2 separate regions of the Homo sapiens genome follow, and region 2 is linked to region 1. A link is an interaction called in ENCODE POLR2A ChIA-PET data of the cell type or tissue named here. Cell type or tissue: K562. All regions are shown on one strand. Each heading gives the region's core, and the rest is flanking DNA. Links, peaks and the distances in the headings are about the cores only. Region 1 overlaps RAB32 (RAB32, member RAS oncogene family). Region 2 overlaps STXBP5-AS1 (STXBP5 antisense RNA 1).

What was found. Peaks named below come from ENCODE experiments on the same cell type or tissue, not always from the same donor. Only the 100,000 strongest peaks of a DNase experiment are listed, where the experiment ranks them.
Region 2: POLR2A ChIA-PET joins it to region 1 with 7 read pairs; 1 of 35 experiments calls an interaction of 5 or more read pairs at or near these places.

Annotation. Positions count from the first base shown.
Region 1 is chr6:146,547,662-146,550,580 of GRCh38, forward strand. RAB32 (RAB32, member RAS oncogene family) reads left to right here. Exons shown (of 3, transcript NM_006834.5): 2 at 1,803-2,080. Among named protein-coding and RNA genes, the nearest start is that of RAB32, 5.3 kb to the left of the region's middle. In K562, for the core only: no CTCF peak of the experiment used is centred there; a DNase peak (open chromatin) is centred at 1,360.
Region 2 is chr6:146,895,153-146,898,071 of GRCh38, forward strand. All of the region lies in intron 7 of STXBP5-AS1 (STXBP5 antisense RNA 1), which reads right to left. Among named protein-coding and RNA genes, the nearest start is that of LUADT1, 260 kb to the right of the region's middle. In K562, for the core only: no CTCF peak of the experiment used is centred there; DNase peaks (open chromatin) are centred at 1,219 and 1,559; H3K4me3 peaks cover 1,340 bases.

The DNA of each region.
Region 1 (2,919 bases), core at 209-2,708:
CTCCTATCATCTTTCATGAGCACGAGTAAAAGGAAATACTTGAAATTTACAGATGATTCACAAAAAAAAAAAAAAAAAAGCAACAGTCACTAAAGTTTAACAACTCTTTGTTAACTTCTAGGTTTCTAACTGTTCTTTTACTCATTTGTCACCCCACTCTCTTTTCTAAATTAAAGATATAGTCCAAAGGAATAGTTTATTACCATGTAATTATCTTGAAATCTTACTTTTTCAATTTCCTAATTTAAGACTGTCATATCTTGTTGCTTAGTCTTTTCATATTCAATAATTAAAATATATAAAAATGGAAGTGGTTGGTAATGTGTGCACTGCATTTGAAATTGGAGTCTGAATCATTTCAATGCATATAGTCTTTCTGCAGAATAGCGATTTTGAACAGTTGGCATATCATGTAAGTTTTTATAAATGTCAGCATTATGAGCCAATGAACTATATAATGGTCAGATTTACATCACAATAAAATATGAGCATAATAGTAGGGTTTCATATGTGACCATTTGTTACAGTAAAATTTAGACCTTTGGACTATTACAGTACAGCTTCAGTTAAACCATATGAGGAGTCATCACAAAACAAACCTTAAATTTATGCATTCACGTTTGACCATTGTTTTATTCTTCTTCCATTATTCCCTAAAACAATATATAAAATTATATTGCATTGTAGAGTTTGGAGAAGGAAGAATTTTATATTTTGGGGTATCTTTGCATCTGTGCAGAGAAAATGTGTCAATAAAATGTAGATAAAGCCTGTTGCTCATGTGTTTCAAGAAGAAAGTGTCTTTATCATAGAACAGAGTGATACATCTTAGATGTGCATTGATTGCCAATCATTTTTCCTTCACACTGTAGTCAGTAACTAAGTCAAGGCAACTGCAAGATAGTTCAGAAAGGCTAGCATCCCACTTCTATAGGTGTGTGGGAGTCAGAAGACCTGGATTCTAGTCCTGTCTTCTTTAGTCAGTGCCACTATAATCCTGGCCAAGCATCCATTTTCCTGTTGTTACATCTGTCAGATGAAAAGAAGGGTCTTTCCTATGCCAAAGATTAGTACAATAGCAGATAGTAAGAGAACGCTTTGCAAAGTCCTATATAATGTACAAAGCAGATTTTTCCCAAAGTGTTTGACATAAATTATTTTAAAAGTACAATGACATTTGAAGAACCCTGGAATTGATTCTTCTTGTAACAACACAACCAGTTGTGCCTTTTGTTCTGAAACAGATTTTCATGTATCTACTACTTACAGGGGTGAAATCTTGCATATTGAGTCAGAAGTGGGTATGGGCTAGAGATATGAAGGAGAGATGAGTTGAGAACATGAACTACTTTATCTCATGTCCAGCCCTAATCTATTTGACTAGCATGTTACCCACTGCACTTATCTCCTTCCTGCAGGCTTCATTTCTTCTATTCTTGTCTCTTCTTCCTCTACTTCCAGCTTTATGTTTTCCTTTAGTGCCTCTCTTCTCTTAGACTAAGGGGAGACGAGTCGGAATAAATGACAGACTTTGTAGCTTTAAATATTGTCATATTGGTTTTTATGGAGAATATGTTGTACAGAACATAAAACTAATTCATTATGTACTTAAACCAAATTATCAGACACATCTGCTCTATGGGTCATGGTCTGTATGGATAGCCTTAATCACACCAGGTTATATTGCTGTGGAATGGAAGACATTTGTTCATAGTGTTGCTCTTGGGGTAAAAGGGGTTATACCTAAATGTAGACTCTGTCTGAATTACAAGTTTTTAATTTTTTCTTATATTTATGTCTAGGGCAGGAGCGATTTGGCAACATGACCCGAGTATACTACAAGGAAGCTGTTGGTGCTTTTGTAGTCTTTGATATATCAAGAAGTTCCACATTTGAGGCAGTCTTAAAATGGAAAAGTGATCTGGATAGTAAAGTTCATCTTCCAAATGGCAGCCCTATCCCTGCTGTCCTCTTGGCTAACAAATGTGACCAGAACAAGGACAGTAGCCAGAGTCCTTCCCAGGTGGACCAATTCTGCAAAGAACATGGCTTTGCCGGATGGTTTGAAACCTCTGCAAAGGTGAGATCTGCTTTGCTTATGCATCTTTTGCTTTCTAGCTCATAATTCTGAGCTGTAAATGTAAAGTATTTAGATATATTTATGTGAGTGGTGTTTGAAAGTCTGGAAAATGAGAAGTGTAGCATGGATGTGTTATAGCTTCTTTCAGTCCACAACAGGACTGCTTTCCAAATTGGCTAATGGCTAATAGAAGGGCAGATTTTCCATCAAAACAAAAAGAATTATTTAGGGCAAAAAGCAAATGACATTTTCTGTGAGTTTGAGTTTTTAACTGAGGTACTTCTCATGCAACTAGAGTGGTTGGGGGTATTGTCAAGCACGAGAATTTTTGGTTTTTACAAAAGGCTAAGTGAATAGGAAGATGCCTCTGGTGAAGATGTGTGTCACATGCAGGACCATGTGAAAAGATCAGAGAGGAGATTTATTCAGATGATGTTTGAAGAGTTTTAGGTTAACTGTGTACGAAAGATTTGAAACAGCCAGAAAGTATCAACATTTGTGGTATGCTTCATAAACAGTAGAGTGAGAATTTTTTCTTTTGTCTATTATGGAAAGCTGAATAAAATATTTTCTGAAGGAAAAAATAAAACACTCAGTTGACTTTCAAAAATCTTAACAGTCTAGTGACCAGGCACGGTGGCTCATGCCTGTAATCCTAGCAGTCTGGGAGGCCGAGGCAGATGGATCGGGCAGATCGCTTGAACTGGGAGTTCGAGACCAGCCTGGGCAACGTGGCGAAACCCTGTCTCTGCCAAAAATACACAAAGTAGCTGAGCATGGTGGTGCATGCCTGTGGTCCTAGCTTCTCGGGAGGCTAAGGCAGGAGGATCACTTGAGTC
Region 2 (2,919 bases), core at 247-2,746, 350 kb after region 1:
ATGTCCTCAGAGTGAGAGAACCATCAGCTAAAGCAAGAATGTGGAAGGAATGTTCAGTGAGGCAGCTGAGAGCATAGGAGACTTATAGATACAGGATAAGAAAGGGTATAGAAGAAAACTGTTCTGAGTGAGGGAGTGAAAAGTTGGGCAACAGGAGAAAAAGCAAAGAAGTGTTTGCAAAGAAAGGATGGAAGAGGACAGAGAAAGAGGAGCGGTTGTTTTGGACTGTCACCAGAGTGGGAGGGACAGGAGGCATTGGTTTCTTGGGGAAGTGAATGAAATTGAATGGAGAATGAATGCTGTCCGGGAGCAATGGATAAAGCTCCTATGAAAGGGGCCGGGTATGGTGGCTCACACCTGTGATCCCAGCACTTTGGGAGGCAGAGGCAGGTGGATCACCTGAAGTCGGGAGTTCGAGACCAGCCTGACCAACATGGAGAAACTCTGTTTCTGCTAAAAATACACAATTAGTTGGGCATGGTGGCACATGCCTATGATCCCAGCTACTTGGAAGGCTGAGGCAGGAGAAAGAATTGCTTGAACCCGGGAGGCAGAGGTTGCTGTGAGCCGAGATCGTGCCATTGCATTCCAGCCTGGGCAACACTAGTGAAACTCTGTCTCAAAAAAATAAAAAATAAAAAAAGGCTCCTATGAAAGGAATTATTTATGACCTGTATTGATGGTACTGTGTAGGGAATTGGGGAGGTGGTGTTAGATTTATCTGAGGAGAAGAGACATAAAGGGGAGAAAAGAAAGTTGGATTGGGGCAAGATACGTACCTTATATATGGTCAGACCTCAAATAACCTTTAGCCCAAAGGCGTGTTGAGTTCCATTGTAAGAGAAAGTTTAGCTCCCCTCTTCCCTCCTGAGGTTCACTCAGCTCAGAACATTTCCTCACGTGAGTATTATAAGCAACTTGCATGCGAAAGAAAATACATCAAAGAGCCATGCAAGAAGCAAAGAAAAGTAGGAAGCTCAGAAGGTGTCCATAATGCTGTAAATATTTTAAAGGTCAGCTGCCAGGGTATTCGTGTTTTGAATCTAGGGGAAAAACACAGTGTGTTGTCACAGTGCCCCATGAAAGTGCAAAGCAGCACGTCTTCCTAGATTCTGTTTTAGCGTGCCTTCAAAAAGGTAGTAGTTCTTGCATCTGCTGCGGTTCCTGTCGCCTCTCTGCTTAAAACAATATCTTGCAAACAGCAGAGTTTCTGAGAAAAGATAAGAGGATTTGGGATTCTCCAAATGCAGCCTGTACAGACTCGGGTCTTATCTGTTCAGATTCTCCTTGGCTTCATTAACTATTACATGCTAACCTTTCCTATTTAACAAGAGGAGACTCTAATTTCCACAGCTTGATGAGAAAGATGTGGAGGTCTATCAAGGCCATGCCTTTCACATTTCTGTCTTCTTCAAGGTACCAAAAAAAAAAAAAAAGCTCATTAAACATTTCTAAGCACTGTTCTGACTATATTTGCCCTTCTCTTAACCTGAAGCTGGTTGGCTGAATTTGATGTTCTTCGTATCTGCAGTGCCTGTGTCTGCAGTGCTTATGTGAAATGTTGGAAATAGCCCTTGTAGCAGCTCTGGCCACACAGGGCTGGTAAAGTCTTCCAAGGGACAGTTTGTCTTTGGGGGTGTCAGGGAGTTCCTGAGCTGTGGCTCAGTCAATTGTCCTTCACTTATTTTAGTCATGCATATTTTCCTTTGAATAGTGAATTGTTAAGACAGTCCTAGCCTGGTCATGGAACAGTGTAATTCTTGAGACCAAATGGGGCAAAATCATCTTAGAGTTAGATCTTTTGAGTGGAAGTATTTCTTTACTTTCCAATATTCTGGTTATAATTTTAATTCTTGCAAATTAAGTCTTAAAACCTAGGGCTCACCTAAACAAGAGAGCATGTTAATAATTTGTTGCCTCTTCAAACTAATGTTTTAAAAGTATTTTCCCAGTGTGCATTAAGGAGAGAGGTTATGTGCTGTAGGGTGTGGCAGAAAAGAAGAGCTGCTCTTGGCTGTGCTGAACTGTTCTGAGCAATTTAGTCGGGATCTCAAATGTGCCTAACACTCTGCAAAATATGCCTGCCCTTTCCTGACCAACCATCCTCAGAATCAGGTAGGACATTCCTCACAGTCACCTGAGCCCGAGTCTGGAAAGTCTCTTCTCTTGTTTGTAGGGTCTTATCAAACTAATTCTTCCAACCACTTTTCCCTAGAGGAATTCTGGTAAATATGATTTCTTATACTTGTTATATTCCCATTGATGTCTTTGTAATCAGTGACGTTTAGTTCCCCTCACAGATTGATGCCAAAGGCTGTCTAACCTTTGATTCAGCTCTGTCAATCACTAAGGTCCCAAAATATATATAAATGGCCAATTTTGATACCGTGTCAGGGATTAAAAACACAAGGCAATATTTTTACATGTAACACAGGTACAGCCAAGATTGGAAACAAAACTAATAGAGATCCTGATAAATTCAGAATGTTCTTATTCATTTAATTTGTTAATGCTTAATTCTAACTTGAGGGATTCTGATAAATTTACCACTTAACTGAGAGGAATGTTTTTGAAATCAAGTATTTTGATCTAAGGAAAACACTGGGTAAATTTTCTGTCAAATTGTGAGCTGAGATGGCTAAGACTAAGTATATGCAAGAAGATAATGCTTGGGTATTTTTTTTAACTTTTTATTTTGGAAAATTTCAAGCCCATACAAAAATAGACAGGACAGTAGAAAGGACCCCTATGGACCTGTCATTTAATTTCAACCATTCTCTTCACATGACTTGTTTTGTTTCAGCAGCGCTGTCACCTCCCTCCACTCCTATGAAGATTCAGAAACATCTAGAAAGGCCAGGAAGATATATTGATACTAACAAGATGATATGCTATCAGCATAAATAGAAAAGTCTCCTT